Regions from separate parts of the Mus musculus genome. Here region 1 is linked to region 2. Evidence: chromatin loops called from intact Hi-C (ENCODE). Cell type or tissue: heart. All regions are shown on one strand. Each heading gives the region's core, and the rest is flanking DNA. Links, peaks and the distances in the headings are about the cores only. Region 1 holds the start of Tekt4 (tektin 4). Region 2 overlaps Lmf1 (lipase maturation factor 1).

Region 1 (11,458 bases), core at 1-8,000, 120 kb before region 2:
AGGATTGACATGGAGTGTGAAGTGAGTGAGGGGCTAACTGCTAGGGAGTCAGCACAGGGTCGGGGCGGGGGGGGGGCGGGGAGGAATGCACAGCCTGGACAGAGGTGTGTGGGTGAAACCAAGCCTGTGCACTGAGCAGAGAGAGCCTGAGGTTCTCGAGGCGGGAAACGGGATAGGACAGTGGGGAGAGGAGAGGCTGAGGGGCTGTGGCAGTAGACCCTGTGCTGGCTAAGGGTGTGGATTTCTTTCAGAGAGGACCTAGTATGTGAGGAGCCTCTGGGGAAGACCAGGTGGGAGGGGAGGGAGGAAGACCACAGAATGGTCAGGAACTAGGAATAGGTGGCTGGCACATTCTGCAGTCAATGTCGCCCTCTCTTGGTCACACTGGCTATCGACTAGGGTTTCTTAATGCCCAGGTTGGATGGCAGGATTTCCTATCTAACTAGTGTCCTGGGAACAACTGCCCAGACAGAAAGTGCCTCCCCTTTTTGAGCAGATCAGGATACGTGACTCCAGATACATTCAGTGGGTGAACCCCCTTCAGAACACTGACCCAAATCCCCAGGAGGCTCTGATCTAAGTCCAGCTATGGGATACAGGAAGAAGAAGAGGGGCTGGCCCTTACACAGTGGCCCTGGGAATAGATGGGGTCAGGGTGGCTGTGGATACTCTCATGGGTTCAGGTCCCAAAGTGAGTCCTGGAGGCTGAGGTAGGGTGGATGTTTGGTCCTCTGGGCCTGCATGCGGGGTTCAGACCACATGCGCAATGGGCCAAGTTGTGGAGTCCTAGGGTGGCTTAGGGTAATGTTGAGGATGAGAGGCACTTCTCAGGCTGAGGAACCTGCTCACATTTCCATGGCCCCCACCTCCCACAGATCACCCAAAGGGGTCGTTAAGTAGGCAGAACCTCCTCCGTCCTCCTCCAGCAGGGCAAAGCCCACACTCAGGACCAGATCATGGAAGAACATCTCAGAAAAGGAGCCAAGGAGCCAGGGAGGAGGGCAGGGGTGTCAGGGACCTTGGAGCCTTCACTACCCCAGCCCTGGACCTCAAGACCCTTCATACCCCAGCCCTGGACCCCAAGGCCCTTCACTACCCCAGCCCTGGACCCCAAGGCCCTTCACTACCCCAGCCCTGGAGCCCAAGGGTCCCAGGGAACAAGTCCTGAGCCTCTGTGGCTCGGATCACAGTGTGGTGAAGAGTTGAGAGTTGGGGATTGCCTGTGTGTGTGTGTGTGTGTCTGTGTGTGTGTGTGTGTGAAAGAGAGAGAGAGAGAGAGCTTGTGCATGCGCACGCACATGGGCATATGAGTATTTGTGTGCATTGGAAACCTTAGGGGACATTTCTCAAGCACCATCCATTTTGGGGTTTTGTCTGTTTTTGTTGTTATTGGGGGTTTTGTTTGAGATGGGGGTCCTGCTATATAGCCCAGACCAAGCTGGAACTCACTACGTAGACCGTGCTATCCTTGAAATCAGAGAGCTCCACTTGTCTCTGCCTCCTGAGTGCTGGCATTAGAAGTATTTGCCACTATGCCTGGCCAACCTTATTTTCAACAAGGTCTTTCACTCGTCAAATACAGTTGGGCTGGTTGGCCTGTGAACACCACAGATTAACCGTTTCTGCCGTCCCAGTGCAGGGATTGCAAGCATATGCCACCACACCCATCCCCCCCTGCCCCCACCTGTGTCCTGGGAAACAAACTCATGTTCTTGCGAGGCAAACATTTTTACCTTTTACCCAGCTATGTTCCCAGACACTGCTTGGCCCTTTAAGAGGGCAGTTCTGCTCCTCCCCCTTGAGTGACCCTGTTGCTCAGCAACAGGAGGCAGTTGGTGTATACAATGTTCCTTAGGCAACCAGGAACCTTGCTTGGGACAGAGTGACCAGTACTGCTCCATTGATCGTGCCTGGACAATTGCCCAGTGACCCTCTCTTCATTCCGCCTCCCTTCCTGCTTAGCCAGGCAGTGGGTACCATGGCCCAAACGGGCGTGCTCCTGACCAAGGAGCCGGCCCCACAGTCAATAGATGTCTGTGAGCTTCCGCGCAAAGAATATGAAGTGGCCTGCAATACTGGCGCCTACACGTCCTCGGGTCTGGCCACCGCTGGCTTCCGCACAGCCAAATACCTGAGGGACGAGTGGTTTCAGAACTCTTATGCCCGCTACCACCAGGCCTTCGCAGACCGGGACTACTCTGAGCGGCAGCGGCATGAGAGCGGGCAGCTGGTAGCCGAGACTGGGGCACTGGCCCAGCGCACACAACTTGACTCCACAAGAAAGGTGGGAGAGCGCCTGGAGGACATGCATTGCTGGAAGTCAGAGCTGCAGCGAGAGATAGACGAGCTGTCTTCCGAGACGGACCTGATGATGGCCCAGAAGCTGCGGCTACAGCGCGCCTTGGATGCCACCTCCGTGCCTTACTCCATTGCTACTGACAACCTGCAGTGCAGAGAACGCCGCCAGCACCCAGACCTTGTCCGGGACTATGTGGAGGTGGAGCTACTGAAGGTGCAACCAGTGGCTCGGGCTCAGCGTGGGAGGCAGGCTCTGGCTCTCATAGAGATAACACAGGGCCTTAGGGTTCACACAGCACTGTGCCTATGCAGGACTCCTGATCCTTCAGATAGCGGAATTTCTACCACATCCAAGTAACTTTCTCTCTTGTGGGATTCCTTCCAGCCCATAAGATTTCAAAGACGTTCAGTCTGACTCTGAGGGGATTTTTGTTGTCGGTGGTGGTGGGCTTTGGGCTTTTTTGTTTGTCTGTTTTCCAAGACAGGATTTCTCAGTGTATCTCTGTCTGTCCTGGAACTCACTCTGTAGACCAAAGCTGGCCTCAAACTAGGAGATTTACCTGCCTCTGCCTCCCAAGTGCTGGGATTAAAGGCGTGCGCCACATTCTTCTGGCTGAGGTTGTTTTGTTTTTGGCTAAGCCAAAGGCTCCCCCGTACCACCATGCATGCCCCTTGCAGTGCTATTGGTGTTCAGGGTAGAAAGCCGGGCCAGCCAGTGTTGCATGTATGGAGGGCTTGTGGATGCCCATGGCATCTGCTCTCTCTCCCCAGAGCCCCAGAACCCCAGAGCCTGAGCTTCAATGTTCTCCTAGTATACACTATAATCCCAGTGTCAGGGAAACTGAGGAAGGAACACGAGCTCCAGGCCAGCCTGGACTACATATGAGACTCTTAAACAAACACCAAAACCCAAACTGAACCGAAAACAAACCCTGCCACGTCCCCCTCCCTTCATCGGGTACCTTTCCCTCAAACCCCAGCGCAGCTTGCTTTGGGGAGTCTTGTGTGATTATGGGGCCACTCAGCCTGGGTGCCACACAACTGGGAATTCCTCAGAGCTGGCGCCTCCTGTGGTAGCCTCAGGCCCATGGGCAAGGATGAATGATGGAGCTGGGGAATAAACCGCCAGGCTGGGGCCCCAGAGAACTCCTGTCCTACCCCTAGGCCTTGCCCACTTCGGCCAGTGGGTGCAGAGATGGGAGAGGGACCGAGGACACTGGACACTGGAGATCATGGCCCAGGTGGGTTTGAGCACAAGATAATCCTGGCACCCAGAAAATGTTGGGGTTAAAGGAAACTTAGAGTTTCCTACCTATTCTTGGTGGGAAGTGGGCAGACAGAGGGCATCTGATGTCCCGTGGGCTTGAGTTCCTCAGAGGCAGTATAGAGCTCGATATAAGGCTGGTATGCTCCTCAGGAAACTGTGGGAGTTTTGGGGATGATCCCAGAGTCTGGACAGCTGTCTTAGGTGACCCAACAGCAAAAAGATACCCTTTAGAGGAGACACTCACTTGCAACATGCTAACACTACCCGGAGTGAACGTCGCACACAAGGGCTGAACCTTTTTCTGGGGGTGGAGGGGGGACAGAGATTAAGGCAAAAAGTCAATGCTGGTGAGGTCCATACCTTGGCTCCTGCTGAGTCCCCGAGTCTCTGAGCAGGGTTGCTCAGAGAGGACCGGTCTCATTTCCAGGAAACCGAGCTGATCAGGAACATCCAGGAACTCCTGAAGAGGACGATAGGACAAGCCGTGGACCAGATACGGTGGGTCACAGCAGCCCCTGAGGGACCCGAGGGCTGGACTCTGTCCCCAAGGCTGGTCTGAGGTGGAGGCAGGACAGGTAGGGACCTGACACTGTGGCTGAGAGGTCAGAAGGCTTCCAAATCTTAGCTAGTGGAATGCAGGCTCTGCTCAGCGAATACAACCATCTCCACTTTTGCTCTGGAACCTGGGCACTGCTGGCCATGGAAGGCTGTCTGAGCACAAACTGGAGCTGAAATGGGGCCTGCTTCCCAGGGCTCCCTGGCACACAGTGAGCCCTAAACCCCGCCCCCCCCCCTCATGCCCTCCAGGCTGAACAGGGAGCATAAGGAGTCGTGTGAGATGAACTGGTCGGACAAAGTGGAAGTCTACAACATTGACGATACCTGCTCCCGCTACACCAATGAGAGCACCCAGGTGCAGTTCTATCCGCATTCCAGCAAGTTCGAGGAGAGGTAGGATTCTAGGCTCTGTAACCCGTTTGTCCCTGCCACTCTCCGCTCTACTTCCAAAATCTGAGGAAGGACTCCTGCCCCCACGAGAACCTGGCCCAGCTCTCCTGGGGAACCTCTGTCTGCTGTTGGGGTGGACTAACTGGAAAGCCCCTTACTCAAGTGCCTGGCACCCACAATTCACACAGGGCTAGTGCCCTGTGGGTGGCCTGGAAAGCGTTTCTGCTCGTGACCAGTAGAGGGCAAGCAAAGGATCTCTAGAGGCATGGGAGAACCTCGGTATATCGGTGTGAGGGAGGAATCCGGGGTACACTGGGGATCGCTGACAGTGCGGGAGTCTCTGTGTGACTACACCCTGACCAGGCCGCAACTTCCACCCTCAGTGCTTCCACGCCCGAGACGTGGGCCAAGTTCAATCACGACAACCTGCTTCGAGCCGAGCGCGAGCGGCTAGCCTCGGTTAACCTGCGGAAGTTAATTGACTGCATCTTGCGGGATACGGCCGAGGACCTGCGGCTACAGTGCGATGCAGTGAACTCGGCTTTCTCAAGCCGCTGCCAAGAGCTGGACGACTCACTCCAGAAGCTGCAGTACCACCTTCGAAAGGTGGGAGCGCAGGGCTCGCCCGCCTTTGGACACGCCCACTTGTTTGAGCACATCAGGACACGCCTACCAGCGAGCCCATCCCATGCTTAGGATACACCTACTCACATCTGTGCATGTCTCCTTCTCGTGCTCGGACCCCACTCAAGCCACGCCCATCCCTTGCCTAGGACTTGGGTTCCCTTATCCACAGGGACCAGGGTTGCTATCCACTTTGCTTAAGTCACCACTTGGCTTCAAGAGTCCTTCTGTGACCAGCTCACCCTGAAGCAGACATCCATACACTTCTGTAGATTCTCTGATTTGATGTAAAAGCAGTTTTGGGGAGTGATCTTCTGGCACCTCCACTGCTGACCAGCAGGAGCTGTGTGCTATGGGGTTGGGAAGAAGATAGTATGGGAGCAGAGAGTGGTTTTGGGGTCCTGCTTCTAAATTCCCGTTGTGGCCTATCTAGCCTCTAAGACCTGACTTTTGTAGCCAGCATTAGAGAGCAAACAGACTGCCCCGACTCATGAGACCCGCTGAGAGCCTTGTACAGGGCTGCCCCTGGACACAGGCGGAGGACTCAGAGTGTCTTGTCAAGGCTGGGAGACTAAGGGCAACTGGTTTAGCCCATCCCACATGCTGGGTTAGGATAGGCAGGTGCCCTGTTTGCTCCAGAATTTGAGGCAGCCTCAGGTTCACATACTGCCCTTACAGACCCTGACGGAGATCACAGACCAGGAACACCAGATTGCAGCCTTGAAGCAGGCCATCAAGGACAAGGAGGCCCCTCTGCGTGTGGCCCAGACTCGCCTTTACCAGCGGTCACACCGGCCCAATGTGGAGTTGTGCCGGGACAATGCCCAGTTCAGGTACTGCTTGCTGTTTGAGCAGCCCTGGAAGGCTGGGGTCATCCTTGAGGCCCTTTAGTCTTACTCAGTACTTGAGGCTACCATGAGCCCCTCCTGCAGGATCAGTCCTACATATGAGCAGACATAGTGCTTGTGGGGAGGGCTCTGGAGGGGTTTTGAGTGTCAGAAACAGCACAGGATCCTGTGCAACACTCTGGGATGCTTTGCCTTCCTGGAAGAAGCCTAGAGTCTGGAAACCTAAGATTCATGAGGCCACAGGGCAGGGAAGCCTGGCAGGGCAATTCCAGTATGCCCTTCTAAGCATAAGCGTCTGTCTTCTTCCTTCTTCCTCTACCGTAATTTTGTTCTATAAATCAGTTTTCAGGATGCCATTGCTTATTTTCGCCACAAGGTGGCAGTGTTTCAAGACTCCCTTTCCCTGCTTCAGCGCAGCTGAGGGAGGCCCTCTTTGGACTAGAAACGAGGGCCTTTTTAACCCATGCAAGTTCCCAGGAATTTTTGCAACATTTGCCACTTTGGTGGAGTCTGTGTAAGCCTGTTGGGATCCTCTGTAGCGTCACTGCCCTTTCCTTTGTCTCTCCCCCAGCTTACTGTTCCTTTCCTTGCAGGTTGCTGAGCGAGGTGGAGGAGTTGAACATGTCCCTCAGAGCGTTAAAGGAGAAGCTTCAGGATGCGGAGCAGGCACTGCGGAACCTGGAGGATTCACGCATGAGTCTGGAGAAGGACATCGCAGTCAAGACCAACAGCCTCTTTATCGACCGCCAGAAGTGTATGACCCACCGCAACCGCTACCCCAGTGTCCTCCAGCTGGCTGGCTACCAGTGACTGGGGCTGGCACCTGGCCTCACTGCTTCATTCAAATAAAGAGCTCTTTAGTTTTCCGCCTAGAGTGGCGTGGGGCAGGGTGAAGAGGCTTTCGGTTGGACAGGTATTTCAGAACTGACACAGCCAGGCTTTGTCCAAGAGCCTATCATCTTCCACACTTCAGGGGAAATGGTCTGTCCAGGTGAGGCCAGGTACTCCCCCACAGCCCCACTTAGAGCCCCACCAAGCCTGGTTTCTCCTATGTCACCAGCAGTTCGAGGGACTTGTGTGTCTGTTGGGCATAGTGCATTGTTCTCTCTCCCTTTTATCTCCCAGGCCTGAGGCTTGGCTCACCTCCCTTTGATGACAATGGCTCTCCTGCAGTCAGCCCCACTCAGAGAAATTATCCAGGCAGAACCCCACCCCAATCACACCCAACTACTCCCCCCCCCCAAACTCAGCACTGCTCACTGTCCAGGGCTCCCAGGATGGAGCCAGGAGGGGCGTTAAACCCTGTGACTGTGACTCAGGGGTAGGGGGACTTGTTTCTTGTCCTGGACTGTTGGGGGAAGGGAGGGGAGTTATATGCCGCCACCACCACAAGCTACCCACACATAGATAGACACCAGACCCCATTCTGGCCCCTGCTCCCCTGTCTGGTGATATCTGCTCCAGGGGAAATTGCCACGTGTCCCCATGCTCCTTGCAGGTCAACATCTGGAGAGGTGGGTTTTACAGACATCAGAGTGTTCCTGGAAATCAAAGCCTGGAGAGGGATGTGGGACAGCTGTGTGGGGACAATTGAGGACAGACAGGGCTTCCTGGAGGTGGCAGCCTGGATTTCACAGCAGACACCACGGTGCTAGTTCTGGACCAGGGGAGAATGTAACCATATTGGGCTGATGGGGTGGTTTCTCATCTACTCTGGAGTTTACCTGGATCAGGCTCTTCAATTCCCTGGACACATTGTCCTTGGTTCCCTTGGGAGGATGTGTATGCAGTGGGCTCTTATCAGCTTCCTGAGAAGATGTGTGGTCCCTGAAAGAGTGGCCCAGTTCAGACAGAAAGGTCAGCCTAGGACCCTGCCACCAGCACCTACCTGCCAGACAACCCCAGTCCCGGGCCTTCGTTGCCGTAGCCTTTATCCTTTCTCTTCAGCCCCTGCAGTCAGGGGTGGGTGAGACATCGGGTCCTCCCTTCATTACACTATTCAGAGGACATGTCACCACGGAAACCATGCCACTTGTTACTGTTGTTGGTCACCACAGCGACAGCCAGAAAGCTGTGCCTGCTCTTTGGGGTGCCGTTAAAAATGTGCCCCGGGTACTGCTGCCATAGGATAGGTTTAGGGGTACATGACACCTGTGGGCCTGCACCCCGATACCTTATAGGTGAGAGGCTAGGAGCAGAGGCTGAAGGGCACTCGAGCTGCCCACTTGCCCCTGGCCTCTCCCAGGGAAGTAGAAACCATCCAGGAAGAGGATCAATCTGAGCTTCCTGGATGATTGAGAGGTGAGGCGGCCTCTCAGTCTCCATCGAGGCCATTCTGTTTGCTCCCATCAGCAGAGCAGGCAGGCTGCCTCTGACTCCCCAAGGATGGTGGTCTAGCAGTGGGATGGTGCACAGACTTGAAGGCAGGGCAGCTGGTCACTCTTTTAAGTATGCCATGTGTTACCCCACCACGGTGGGCCCTGCCATTTTATAACTGGAGAAAGCAAGGTGAGGAGGGCCTCTGGCCCCTCATGCTCACACCCCAAAGAGCTAGGAGATTAAACCCCCCACCTGTGGCCTCAGACACCTGGGCCATGCAAGTGAGCCTTACCCCTAGGGTCTGATTTCTTCAGGTGAAGCTGGTGACCACAAGGTAATGAGGAAGCTGCTGCCACTGTGAGACCATCCAGACACAAGCAGCCATTTCTTTGCTAGAGATCCCTGTAGCTTACTCCAGGAGAACCCCTCTGACTCCATGTCCCAGGCATAGGGAGATAACAGAGCAAGGATTCCAAGCTACCACAGCAAGCAGGAGGGTCGTCTGTCTGCCTTGGGATGTCCTTCTGCCACATGACCTTTCATGAGAAGACTCTAGTCAGTCCAGCTAGGTGCAGGCACTGACAGACCAAAGAAAGGGGTCCGGCCAAGTCCAGCTTAGTGAGCTGGGGAATTTACCGTATTACTTGTGGGTACCTGTCGGTACCCTAAGGCAGGTATACCATCTGGAGTTTCCTTGGGCAGCTTATGGGCAACTGCACCACTAAAGTGTCCCACCAGCAGCATGGATAGCTCTCAAAAACCCAAAGATTCCTCCAACACCACCCCAGCCAAGCTCTACCTCCTCTGGAGGACGGCAGTTTGCCATGAGGACCTCTGAGACTTCCCCCTCCGAGAGTCAGCCCATAGGCTGGATCTCAAGAGTCTCAGGCTGAGTGATTCAAGATAGCAGTGGTCATGTCCAAGCTAAGGAGACTGCCATGTAACGCCATCTGCCCCATCTGGGTCCATGGTTTAAAGTTGAAAGAGGAAACACAGGTGCTCTCCCAAGGGCTGTGCTGTCCAGGGATGTCTATGGGACAAGTGTTGGATTGCTTGAACTTTTCCTGGGGGTTTGGAGGACACTTTCTCTCCTCTCCCCACCCCACCCTCTCTCTGCTGCTTCCCCCCCACCCCTGTATAGGGCACTAACCACAGACCAAAGTATGGATCCACCCAGTTCTAGCTTGTCAAGGCAATGAGTATGTTAAATGGCTTTACCTACAGAACATGGGTGAGGGGTTACTTACAGCCACGTGGGCACACCCTCACCCCAACAGCTGCATCACTGAACCATCTCACCCCTGCACAGCTGCCACCTCACACCACTCCATCCCCGAGGTAACCCTGATGTTCTATATACTCTAACATCTCCTGAGCCACTGAGACTGCACACAGCTGACACGAAGGGGTAGGAAGGAAGGGCTGAGGTCACTGTTGAGGAGTGTGGAACCCTCCCACCCTCTCCTTTGATGAGGAAAGTCAGCAGCTCCGATCGTGAGGGTCACACATAAGCGTTCACAGCTTCTCTGTTGGCAATGCTAAGAACTGTTATGGCTGAAGGAGAGGATTCCATAGCAGGCGGGCATGACCTGTTGGAGGAGAAGTGGAAAGAAAGGGCCATGGCCAGCTTCCCCAGCCCCATGTGACCATCAAGGGACCCCAGTGTCTCAGAGTCAACCCTGTGTTCCATCTAGAACACTGAATGGCTGAGCCTGGATACAGGCTGCCCTGCCTTACCTGGGTTGCCCCTCAGCTTCCCTCCAACCACACAGGTCTCCTTGCCTAGTGAGCCACCTGTCTGGACCACATGGTCACTCTCTTGGAAACCAAGAATTGATCCTATGGCTCTAACTATGGACCTATTACCCATTCTGCCTTGAACTGGCTGCTGTGGGGTCTGTCTTTGTGCACGTGGCCTCAGGCCCCTCCTCCTGTCACTTAGTCCATGCCCTGAACTGGGGGCCTGGACAAACTTCTGATGCTCACCAAGTTATCTCTGCTAAGTTACCCCATCACCTTCCTGGACTACTGATCACCTCTATGGGGGGAGGGGGAGGGTGTTATTCATAGAGTGTTAAGTTGCTAAGTCTCTGATGCCTGGGCACCCCAGCTGCCCTCTCTGGCACAAGCTTCCAGGCTCCCAGTGCTGTACCATAGAGAGCAAACCTTTGCAGGCTTCTGGGCAAGGGACGGCAAAGCGTGTGCATAGTTTTTCCCTGGCACAGCAGGACATCTACCGCTGGGGGCCATGACACCCTGTCGTCACGGTGATGCTGGTGGCTGCTCTCAGCCAGAGCTATTTCTGGCCTGAGACTCGATGTCCTGTTCACTGAGTCACCCTGAATGCTGACCCCTCTGCTCAGCATCCATAGACACATACGTCTGTCCCCTGACCAGAGAGACAGCCCTGCCCCCCACGCCCCAGCAGATAGAGACTTGAAAACCCCATACTGCTCCCTAGCCTTCAACTCCTGGAAAGGCTCTTCTCCTACATACTTTACCAACTGGGAGAGTCCCAGGTTACCCCATCAGAGGGCATATCTTCTTAGGGACCAGTGAGGGTGTCACAGAGAGAGGGACTCTGGGGGCTAGAGGTGACTGGGGCCAGTACTATCCCTCACTGATGTCACTGTCTTTTCTGCTATAGGGGTTGCACCTGGTCCTGCTGAGTTGCTGTGAAAGCCCATTTGTTCCAGAGACCAATGCTCAGACCTAGGTTGCCATCTTTCCTAGAAGACCACAGAGAAGGCTCCAGCCCTGGCACTAGCTACTTACTTCTTTCAGGGAGAATTCTCGACTGTTTTCATCAGCCAGGTCAAGCAGAGACGCTCCAGTAAGGGGGCCTGCAGGGCCTGACACAAGGTGATTCAGTCACTAGGGCTCTGTCTTCACACCTCCTCTGACTGAGTCACTGCAGCTGACAATGGGTGACAGCAGCTGCCCCCAGAGGGGCCTCTGTGTCCACTAGGTGCTGAGCTGGTGTGAGCTGTCATCAGTAGCCAGCAGTCATGGCTGCCCTTAGCTTCCACCAGCCTGTGCTCGCTCACCTGTGGCTAGCACTCAAGAGTTATCAGAGACACACATTCTGGGTCTCTCCCTCACCTCCTGTCCTCTTCCTGGCCAGCCGAGTAGATGCTCTTAAGGGGAGCCAGGA
Region 2 (11,482 bases), core at 1,758-9,757:
GGGCAGGGTTGGTGCGGCTGGTCAGGACACAAAGGTCCTGTGTGTCTCAGGGTGTGAAGCAAGATGTGCATAGCTGCTTCAGAGAACCCTTTCTTCTCCAGTGCTTCAGGGAACTTCAGGGAATAATGGTAGTTAGTTATTACTAAGGTGATATCTAGAGAAGGCATTTGGGAGAAGTACTGGAGGCCCCTCCCCAGTGTGCATCTTAGAGTCCTGTGGCCCACTGAGCGGCACGGAGGTGTGTTCATTGGACAGGGCAGGCAGTGTAGCAAGTACAGGGCACTGGACTAGTAAAGCATTTGGATGCTCCCAGCCCACACCAGTTGATAATCACTAGCGAGTGTCTGAAGCCAGCCCCCAAGTGGCCAGGAAGCTGAGAGCCTGGGGACTTACACGTAAGGTGGCCCAACTCTAGAGTCCCACAATAAAAGACAACGATGCTTTGTAAGGGGAGAGTGAGGGGGTGGGGGAGGGTGTCTTTACTGACCTGCAGTTCTACCCAAGGACGCCACAGGGGGCACCTTGACCCCACTGCAGTTACCCATGCTGTGCTTGTGTGTCTGGGCCACACCCTGCCTATCCTATGTGGCTTCAGATGTGAGGCCTGAGTCCCAAGTCACTGTCGGGTCTATGTTCTTAGTCTCACCTACTGAGTGTTCCCTGCAGTTGGAGAAAAGGGGATCCATTGGCAAATGCAAGGCCATCAGTCTGCTGCCACAGTAAATGTTTCCCCTCATTTTTAGTTCCCGCTGAGTGCTTCCCCTCATTTTTAGTTCCCTGAGTAGACAGATACCTGTGTATCTGCTAAACTGTTCAGCTGAGCTGACAGCGTCTTTCCCACACAGCTGAGAGCAGGATCACTGTGGCTGGTCGGGACACAATAGTCCAGGATGTTTGTATCTATTTCTTATTTCTGTATCAACATCCCCCAGGGAACCCTGTGTTCTCCAGTGCTTCCGGGAACAAACCCTCTTTTCTTAATGAACACTGCTTATCTGAAATTGCAACAAGATTACTTTTTTGTCTGGTTATGAATATGGAAACCTTGAGGCCTTGACTCCTGTATCTGTATGGGATCCTTGCTCCTTGGTGTAGAGGGTTCTGGCAATGACTGGTAAAAGTCAAGTCTGAGGCACTCTGTGTGCTCGGTGCCAGCACTCTCCGGAGCTGTGGCTGTGTCACAGGACAGGCACGATGAGAAGTAGCAAGTGTTCCACACATCTTCAGGCCACTGCTTGGCAGTGGCTGCCCCATCTTGGAATGTGGGCAGTGGGGTATCCCCGGGGTTCCAGGCACATAGCAGGGAAGGGGGTAAGATACAAAAGAACTTGGAATTCTTATGAACAGCAGAAGACCTTCAGGTGGTCGCCTCAGGAACTTAGAGGAAAACCCCTGCCTAGTCACCATTGGTCTGTGTCCTTGACTGCTGGCACTTACAAGCTCTATCTTACCTCGTGGTACAGCTACCTGGAAGCTGGTGGTGCTGCTGTATCCCTGCCTTCCATTTCTCTTGCTGTCACAGAGAACAAAGGCCCATCTGGGTAGGCAGCACAGGGCGGGCAGAGGTGCACCAGGTGAAGACTTTTCTAGAAGGGCTGGAGTGAGCTGCAGCCGGGAGGTGATGGCGACCCACACCTTTGATCCCAGCACTTGGGAAGCAGAGGCAGGCAGATCTGTGTAAGTTCAAGGCCAGCCTAGTCTACAGAGTGAGTTCCAGGACAGCCAGGGCTACACAGAGAAACCCTGTCTCCACACACACACACACACACACACACACACACACACACACACACACACACAAAGGAAAAAAAGAACACTGGCTGCTCTTCTAAAGCACCTGGGTTGAGATCACAGCACCCACTTAGGAGCTCACAACCATAAATAACTCCAGTTCTAGGGGATCAGCGCCCTCTTCTGGCCTCTATGGGCACTGCGCACACATGGAACACAGACATATAGGCACAATGCCCATATGCACAAAGTTATAAAGACTCTTCTGGAGTTTCTCTTCTCTGGCCCGATGTTGCCACCCACAGGAGCTGCAGATCTCCCAGTGAGCACCGTCTGTCAACCTGGCTGTGTGATTTTGACAGGGTTTCTCTGTGCAGCCCCCTGGCTGTCCTGGAACTCACTCTGTAGACTAGGCTGGCCTCGAACTCAGAAATCCGCCTGCCTCTGCCTCCCGAGTGCTGGGATTAACCACGCTCGGCTTCTGGCTGTGTGATCTTAATTGTACCAGTCATCTCTGTTTTACATGGAGGCTTCAGTGAACTAAGAGCCAAAATGTAGAGCTGCGGGCTGGTAGCTCTCTGTGGGGCTTTATCCCCACGAATCGTGATTTGACATGCACCGAGCTTCCGGAGCCCCGTACAGTGTGCTGCTCACTGTGTGTAGTATGTCTGTATTTGTATCTATTTGTTTATTCATTTCAAGAAAGAAGTCTTACCTATCTACCCCATACTGTTTTCAAACTCCTTATCCTCCCGTTTCACCCTACCAAATGCCAGTTTACAGGCATGCACCACCATACCCAGCTTAACATGAATATATTATATTAGTTAAAACTGAATCAATACAAATACCCATGGGTCAATACCAAAGTCCCACCAGCCCTCACTGGAGAACAAGGAAGCTCTGAGATACTCAAAGGCATTAGGTCTAGAAGGGTCTGTGGACAGGGCCTCGTGGGGGACACCCTCCGTTGTGCTAGCAACAGGGTCCCGGTCACCTCTGTTCTTGGGCAAGTGTGAGCAGTGATGTGGGGGGACTGGCCTTTTGTGTACACATCACCATTGCCAGTGAAGGATTCTGGGTAAGGAGGCCCTGCAGTGAGGTCTCATTTCAGGTGCCCTCCTATGTCTCAGACAATCACAGTTCCCCAACACACTCAAGTTTTTTATTAGTAATTTTTTGCTGTCTCTCTGAGAGGCCCCCCTTAGCTGTGGCAGCTTTGAGTTCCTCTCTGTCACCTGTCACTATCCCAGTACTATACTCTCATTTCTAGACAAATGCAGTTGCTGTGTGGGCTGCAGGTGAGTGGTGACTTGTCTGGGCAACATGCAGGTCAGAGACTGGGTTGGAAAAGAATTCCTCCTGTCCCCTGTGGATGTAGGAAACTCCTGTCCCCGAGGGACTGTGATTGCTGATGTCCCGTCACCTGGTTCTCTAGAACTGCAGTAGCCTTCCAGGCTGAGCCGCAGGGCTTCAGGTCTCCTGAAGGACAGGGCTGCTCCTGGCAGGCACCATCCCAGCACACTCTGTACACGCTGTGACTACTGTCCCCAGCTCAGTCACTGTCCCTGGCATGGGCCACTGTCTCCCCTGGGCTCCAGGCCATTGCTGAGCTCTGTGTGCACTGGGAAGGGTTTAGAGAGGGAACTGCAACCGTATCTCTGGGTCCTGAGTCCTGTACTCTGCCTGCAAAGTTTCCTCAGTCTTGTTCCCAGACTGTCTCCTAGGCATGGCCCGTGGGGGACAGGGAGCAACAGGATGACTGCTCTGGCTCCAAGGGCTGTCCTGGGGGAGATGGCTTGTGGGCATCATGCTAGAGGGGCTGCCTGCTGATAGGACTGGGGAGGGCCTGGGAGAAAACAGCATGATAGAGTCCAGCCAAGTAGCACAGCCTCCTCCAGCTAGGCTCTTGGGTGATAGATACTGTAAAGTCCTCAAGGTCCAGATAGGCAGTCAGGAAATGTGGCACATTCCGGAAGCCTCCGGAGGGTTTTAGACCACAAAACCCTTTTGTATGTCCTTTGATTGTGGTGAATGGGGTATAGGCCTTGCCTCCCAAGCGATGCTTGGGCAGTGTAGGCCACACTCCACATTCTCGCTGCCTGAGCCCCTTGGCACACTGGTTTTTTTTTCTGGAGAGATCACACTATCTCTGGTGACTGTAAGGAAGGGAGACCAGGCTGCTCTGTGAGTATGGGATTGTGAGAAGCCCTGTGCCTTAGGGGAGCACACAGGTTTGGGGTAACTAGAGGCCTTTGATGTCCTCTAGGTCCCACCACCACCACTCAGGCCAGCACGAATCTAATACTCTAAGGATATCCCAGGTATGAAGGTCCCTGGGTCGCAGAGAAGGATTCTAGAAGACCCTTTGCCATCTCTGTTTCGGTCCAACATGGTCAGGATAAGAACCGGGCACCTTAGCGTTTGGATGAGTCCGGGTTCCTTCATTTCAGTAAGAAGCTGTGCCTCACCAGCTGAGGACAGAAGTTCTGCTGTGTCAGCTTCCCCCGGCAGTGTCCGGATGCAGGGATGCACAGAGGCACTTGGGCATTTGCCTTGGATCATGTGCAACCCATTAGCTGTAAACACACCGTGAGCTCACGTGAGGACAGCTTTAAAGCATGTAACCCGAGAAAGCTTCAAGCCAGTGGGTAAGTCACAGGGGAGAGAGGCCAGGGGTCTGCAGGAGCAGCCATGGCTCCCATGCAGTCCACAAGGGCCCAGGCCTCACGGCAGCACGCACGGCAGGAACGGTACCCACAGATTATCTCGTGAGTTCTGTGCTTTTCCATATCTTTTCCATAGTCTAATGATTCAGGGAGCTTTGTCCATGCCAAGTGGAGAGCTCGGTCTGCTGTCAGGCCATCCTTGGCAGGCCCTGGGCCACATGGGATGTTTACACGCCGGGGACACTCGTGTTTCCCTTCGTGGCAGCGCCTCCTGCCAGCCGTTGTGAATTAAATGCTCCATGTGACCCTTCACCCTTGCCGCTCTTAAACTCATGCTTTAAAAACAGCTTAATGAGGGGTTTACTGGCCCAATTGGAAGTTTTTATTAAGACCCATTAGTGAGGGAGCAGAGCTGCCTGCAGGAAGTGATTAGCACGGTGGCCAGGCCCAGCAGGTTCCATGAAACTGTTTCCAGACCTGTGGCTGACACTGCAACGGCCTGCATGCCCTCTGCTGCAGTTTACAGTCTTTTGCTCTGCTCTACTCCCAGCCCCAGTGCTCCAGGAAAGCAGTTTCCTTAATTAAGTTATCCTCACAGTCAGCGGCAGCCTCAATGGCCAGGCCAGCCTTAAGCGCGGGAGCTGCCATCAGCAAGCCAACCTAGGTCTCCTTCCTGGGGCCTGTCTCTATTGACTTAACCTCTTGGTATGTCACTAGGGGAGGACCAACCTCACAGAGCTCATTTCCTGAAAATGTCAACTCAGGATGACAGCAGGCCCTCTGTCCCAGTACCATGTCCCATCACATCCTTCACGAGAGCCCAGAAAAATCTGGTTCCAGCACGGGAGGACCACTGTGTGGCATGTTGGCTGTAGACTGCCTCAGTCAACCATTTGGTAGGGGCCTAGGGTCAGTGTTTACCCAAATGGGGACATGAGATCAGATTCTCACACACACACACACACACACACACACCCGCACCCCTCCCCTGTGTATCTCTCCCTTGCTCCCTTCCTTCCCCCTTTTTCTGATTTAAATCTAGTGGAAAAAAAATCACTAATTGAATCTGAAAGAGAATGTTTCCATATGGGATGGTTCACGCCTTTAATCCTAGCAGGCTGGAGACTGAGGCACAAGGAGTGCTGGGACAGTTTGCAGAGTGAGACCCCTGTCTCTAATTGCCTAGCATCCGGAAGCCCTGGCTTTGAGTCATGCCTGTATTCCCCACACTCTGGAGGGGCAGCCCAGTTCGAGGTCACCTTGAGGCTAGCCTGGGCTACTGGGTGTTCCTTATTCCTTGTTGCTCACTCGGGGTCCCGCCTGCTTCTACTCCCACTTCCCAAACGTGGTGGTTCCCTTTAATGAACAGAGTTCCGAGACTTAGAAAAAGAGCTGCTTCACTCGAGTCCTGGGGCTGCTGGATGGGCTTTATCTGGAATTCCTCCGGCTCGCCTCTTAGTTTTATTTTTGCCAGATTGTTTGGAGATGGGGTGTGTCTGGGGTAGAAAGTTGTCTCCATCCCCAATCACTCTCAAGGACAGCTGAGCCCAGCGGACTTGGTCTCAGTTCCCTATAGTGATGATCTGTCAGATTTCAAGTTTGTTCCTTCTGAAGCTGCCTTTGGTTGCTGAGTGGCCTCACCCATCAAGCCGTCTGTCCATCTTGCTCTCTGGCTCACCACCAGTCTCTCACTCTCCAGCACCAGGCCATCTTTGCTTGTTTCTCTTCTGCTCCCCGTAGGCAGAACAGGCAGAAACTCCTCTCTTGTGGTCCTGGAAGAACTGGCTTTATTTATCAGATTTTTAAGAGTTTAAATAAAAATTTGCTTTATGTTGCTGGGAACCTGGGTTTGTGCAGCACCATGCAAATGCCCCGCCCTCTGCTGTGCACCAGCTCTGATAAGGAAAGGGTTTATTGTCCAGTGTTTGGAGCTGACAGCTTAGGTGATGCACCACTGTCTGACTCCTCCCTGGTAGTAGCAGTGCACACACAGATGACCACTGCCCTCTAGCTGTATCCCTGTTCCACCCTGATGACAGTCACTGTCGTTCTGTAACCTTCAGCACCGATGCCACTTTGGACAGGTGCCATCCAAAGAGACAGACAGCAATGCCGTGTGTGTAGGGAGTTATAAATTATCTTCTGCTTATCAGCTTCTGGATTCCTTATACTCTGGCTAGACCATGACCTAAAAAGTATCCTTTTAATAGCTAAAAACAAAGAAGTTAGGTGTGCGCATGGACGTGCTCAACCCAGATCCTGCTCTCCCCACCAGATAAACCCCCTGATCTCTGCTAGCACTTACTCTGGTATTTGCAGCATGTTTCTCATTTAAAAAATTATTATTTGTATGTGTGTGTCTGTGATGTGTGTGAGCACTCACGTACTGTAGCACACATGAAGAGGTCAGAGGACAACTTTGTGGAGTGAGTTGTTTGTTTCTCTTTCTTTCTTTCTTTCTTTCTTTCTTTCTTTCTTTCTTTCTTTCTTTCTTTCTTTCTTTCTTTCTCCCTTTCTTTCTGCCTCCATATGGTAGCTTGGTTTCATTTCTGTTACTGTGATCAGATATACTGATCAAAGCTACACAGTAGAGGAAATGGTTTATTCAGCTTACAACTCTCAAGTTGCGATCCACCATTTCAGGAGCACAAGGAGCCATCACATCATATCCACAATCAAGAACAGAGAGAGAATAAATACATCTGTGCTGTCGACGGCTTTCTCTGCCCCCACCCCCAGAAGTGAGATTTACTTGTTTCTTCACGCTTGGTGGAGAAAGTTCAGCGGCGCCAGCCTAGGGGATGGTGCCACCAACAATGGACTGGTTTTTCTTCATCAATGAAGCATCAAGATAATCCCCACAGTTATGTCCACAGGCTGACTCGGTCGTGACAGTTCCTCAATTGAGACTCTCGCCACAGTTAATTCTAGGCTCTGGCAAGTTGATATTTAAAACTGCCCATCAAACACCTTTACCATCTTTAGCCATCTTGCCAGTCCCCGAATTTGTATTTCCAGTGAGGTCTGTGCATGGTTCGATCTTGGTGTGGCCCTTTTAGACATTGCTCGTGTACTGCCTGTCAGGAGTAGCAAGGACCCCTCACAGGCCCTTCATGCCATTTCCAACATCCTACCAGAACTATGTCACAGACATCGTTTATACTTGACTTTAGTCCAAGGACCAAGAAGTGGTTCAGATATAATTGCTACTGGTTTGCAATACACACAATCTGTGCGTTATTGTGTCTCTGCAAATATTGTTGCCTTCTGGGCCAGATAGAGAGCTGCAACTATTTTGTCTGTTCACTTTTGCCTCCCTCCCACCCCTGCCCCTGACATCGAGAATTGGTCCTCCTTTGGTGGTTAAGTTTTTCATCTCTGATCTTATCTCACCAACTTATTCTAAACTTTCCAGTGGAACTGCTTAACCCTCTTGATATCTTCATTTTACAGGAAGCACGTTACACAATCTATGCTTCTTTCTCCCCATGCTGTGGAGGTTTCTCTCTGTAGCCTCTCTAGTGCCACTCGACTAGATGTGTTTTCGACATTTGGGTTTGGAGATCGTGGGGCAGGCAGGTTAGCTGCCTTTGCCTGATTCTCTTCCACTAGTTGGTCTGCCCCTCTCTGCTTCCTAGAGATCCGTGTAATCCTCAGGTATTGGTGTCTCGCTGAAAACAAACCTCAGCGTCAACAAGCACTTTTTCCACTTCCACGACCTTCTCCCCCTCCAGACCTAGTGCAGTATTCTTTTGAAGAGCCATCTGTTAGCGCCCCCCCCCACGCCCGCATCCACAGGAGACATCTGACAGCAGCAGGTCAGTGGGATCCTCATCTCCTTACCCAGCTTGCAACTATTTGTCTGAGGCAAGGCAGGCCATCCTGTGTGCTTCTTGCCCACTAAGTGCCCCCCACCCTGTGCAAGTGTGATGTCCTGGTTGCATCAGGCAGCTGAGAGGCTAGAGCAGTGCTTTGGTCTCTTCAGACGCCATCAAGATCGCCAGCTGGCCTGGCCCCTCCAGCACCTGTGTGTCCCCTGTACTTCCTGCCTCCCAGGCTCCTTGGTAGCCGTGGGTGAACACTGCCAGCAAGCCTGCCTTTTGCCAGTGTGAGGAACAGGAAGAGACTCTGCTGGCTGCCCCAGCTAGTGTCCACATGCCAGTGTCTGCTGCAAATGCTTTGATGTTCTTGAAACAGAGACTCTTAAAGAGGAAGCCCTGCTCCCTGCTGTCACAATGGCAGCTCTTGTGTGTGCATCTGTAGGAGGAGATGGCCACTGATGTGGTTTGGCTACCGCTAATGGCTCTGAAGTGGGTAACAGGTCCTTCTAGACAGTCCCTGTCCTCTGGTCCAGCATACTATGCCTTCTTTCCAAGTATGATCACTACGTGTGTTACCGGTGTCGGCCGCCTCTTAGGCATGCATCTCCACGGCTGGCACACTGTAGCTGGTTTTCTGTTTGGTCCTCGCCATGATAGACATCTCTAGGGCATTCATAGGCTGACTGTGAGGAGAAGTCAGAGATGAGGTGAGCTTTATTCTTATTGCTGTTGCATGTTCCTGATGTGTGCGTGATGTGTGTATGTAGTGCAGGTGCACGCGGGCCTTGGTGTGCATGTGGATGGAGATTCAAGGACAGTTCTCTAGAGTCAGGTCACCCTTCCACATGGCTTCTGGGGATCGGGTTTAGATTGTCAGCCTTGCACAGCAAGTGCTTTTACCCCTGCTCCACTTTGCTAGTCCCCAGAGGCAAACATCTGTGTGCTATCTATGAGCACTATGTGGCTTCTGTATTGGCTGCCTACTCCTCCCCTCTGTCCCTGAGGACTGCCAAGCAAATATTCCCCACCCCACAGCCTGGCTTTATCCTTCCACATATATCCTGTGATATGAATTCTACCCGTGAGTCTCTGCATCTCTGTGCCTGCCTGTCTTCCTACTACTGTCTGCCCCTTGAGGCTGGGCATTGCCTCACCATAGCAAGATCCCTGTCCTTGTGCAAAAGAAGGGGGCATCTGCTCTTGTCTTTACCTAGAAAGACGTGTGCACCTTCCCTGAGTCACTGCAGCCCAGGGACTTGGCAGGGCCGGCGTGGCTCATTGAGGCACTGGATCACCTGTTGTCTCCAGTTTTTCAACAAAATGTTTCTAAGCCAGAACTGCTGACCAGTAGAAGAGTGGACCTGGGGTTCCCGAGAAGTGTGCAAAAAAAGTGTGTACCACTATCAGGCTTGCTGGCCTCAGGGACAGGCCACAGCCTGAGTATGATATGGATCTGTCTCAGCTCTGTCAGCCAATTAAGTGGAGACCCATAGTCAGCGGTTCAATCCACTAATAGCTAAATGCAAGATGACGATCAAAAGCCACTGTGAGGAGCAACATGTGCCGTAGGCAACCACAGGGACTCAGGCAGGCTGTGAGACACAGATGACTGCAGCAGGAGCACCTGTAGGGCCACGGAGTTTCTGTCTGTCTCTTAGGGTCATTTCCCTTTGACATCCCACAGAGGTCACCGTGCTCACACCTCTACACTACATAGGAACCCTGGGATTGAGCCAGTCACACACTGAGGTCCCATCAGTGTCTCTGCCACAGGGACATCTGAGGGCCAGCCTGGTGGAGTGGTACACTTAACCTGGCTAGGGTGGTAACTACAGGGCCAAGCAGGCAGATCCAAAACTCCCTTCTGTGGCTGAAGGTGGGGAGCGAGGGGTGTGTTGTGTGTGTCTCACTCTTCTAGGGGCTGCCGTCTCACTGGTCACTTTAAACAGTACACACTCACCATCAGAGATTTCTAGACTCGCCCAGGTCCTAGCTGCAATGCAGCTGTCAGATGTCCAGTTACCCACCACCTTATTTATCAAGTAGCACCCACTCTGGGAAGTGCAGCTCTGCTGGTTTCATGGCAGGACCTCTTTGGCATCCAAGGGCCAGCCGACTTCTATGTTGAGGCCTGCTCTCTTCCCAGGTTGCTCCCAAGATAAAGGTGCAAGCTCCTGGTTCCCTTGTGCCCCATAGTGGTCAGGTGTGTCCCAACCAACAACGGCACTGTGACACTAGCCTTGTGCCTGGAAAAACAGTGCCAGCAACACCTTAGAAGATGAACTTGCAATAGCGCCACACTATTACAGAGGAACTGCAGAGAGAGTCAGTGCTGCTGGCATCAGTGAGTGGCACGGAGAAACCAGCCTCAGACCCTGACGGCCAACTATAGACCACTACTGGAGTCGCCATGCCATCAGCTTCCTGTGTCCTTCACTCTTAGTCCTTGTCCCCCAGGCTCCTGTTGACTTCCCATGTTGGCAACTGTGTAGTCCACTCCTGGTAGCATGTTCTGCAGAATGTGCCTCAGATTGGGTCCATCCCATGCTTCCTAGTGGATAAACTGGATGTTGGGCTTGGGAGGATCCCTCCTCCCCACCCCGCCCCTTCCAGGGAGAGCTTCCACACTTACCTGACGTTTCCTTGTTAAGATATTCCTGCTTAGTGTTCCTGTGTCCAGTTACAGCTTCCCAAAGGAGGCAGGTACCTGAGTCAGTCCCTTAGTGATGGGGACCCCAAGCCACTTGGAGGGGTGTCACATGGTTTATATGAGTTGAAGCCACACACATTGTAGAGGGTTAAGGGTGGTTCATCCAGGTCACACTGATTTGGGATCCTGCTGCCGAGGTTGCTGCTGAGACATCCTGAGTCAAGTCTTGCTCCCCTTTCTCTATAGATGGTCATTCTGTGGAACCCCTCTGCAAGGAAGGAAGGGCTGCCACTCCCAGTGGTTGTATAGCACGGGGGGAGGTTCATTTTATTCTCTCAGATGATCACCCAGCATCCCTGTGCTCTTTTCTGTGCCTCATGTCTGTGATTTTCCCCACTGGTCCCCGTGCCCTAAATGGCCCATCCTGGAGGTTTCTCTGATGGTGCTCCCACCTAGTGCTGCTGGGTGCTCCAGGCACACACATTTGTCCTGTGCCAGCCATGGATTCCTCCTGTGGAGTCACCTGCAGACATGGTATGGGATGTGTCTGCTGTCTAGCCAGTTGGTGGACAGAGCTAGGAAATATGAGGTTAACAACCCCACACAAAGGA

Evidence for each region. Peaks named below come from ENCODE experiments on the same cell type or tissue, not always from the same donor. Only the 100,000 strongest peaks of a DNase experiment are listed, where the experiment ranks them.
Region 1: it touches region 2 in a loop (23-fold over the local background); 2 of 42 quality-filtered maps call a loop at or near these places.

What each region holds. Positions count from the first base shown.
Region 1 is chr17:25,469,744-25,481,201 of GRCm38, forward strand. It overlaps Tekt4 (tektin 4), which reads left to right and starts at 1,847. Exons shown (of 6, transcript NM_027951.1): 1 at 1,847-2,512; 2 at 3,993-4,063; 3 at 4,373-4,516; 4 at 4,897-5,119; 5 at 5,816-5,970; 6 at 6,579-6,851. The coding sequence starts at 1,979. The coding sequence ends at 6,795. In heart, for the core only: CTCF peaks have their summits at 381 (motif pointing left), 4,768 (motif pointing right), 5,085 and 6,347 (motif pointing right); DNase peaks (open chromatin) are centred at 4,798 and 5,148; H3K4me3 peaks cover 2,258 bases; H3K27ac peaks cover 2,599 bases; H3K27me3 peaks cover 3,782 bases.
Region 2 is chr17:25,589,259-25,600,740 of GRCm38, forward strand. The region is part of intron 3 of Lmf1 (lipase maturation factor 1); the gene reads left to right. Among named protein-coding and RNA genes, the nearest start is that of Lmf1, 16 kb to the left of the region's middle. In heart, for the core only: CTCF peaks have their summits at 1,922 (motif pointing left) and 6,409; a DNase peak (open chromatin) is centred at 3,253; H3K27ac peaks cover 825 bases.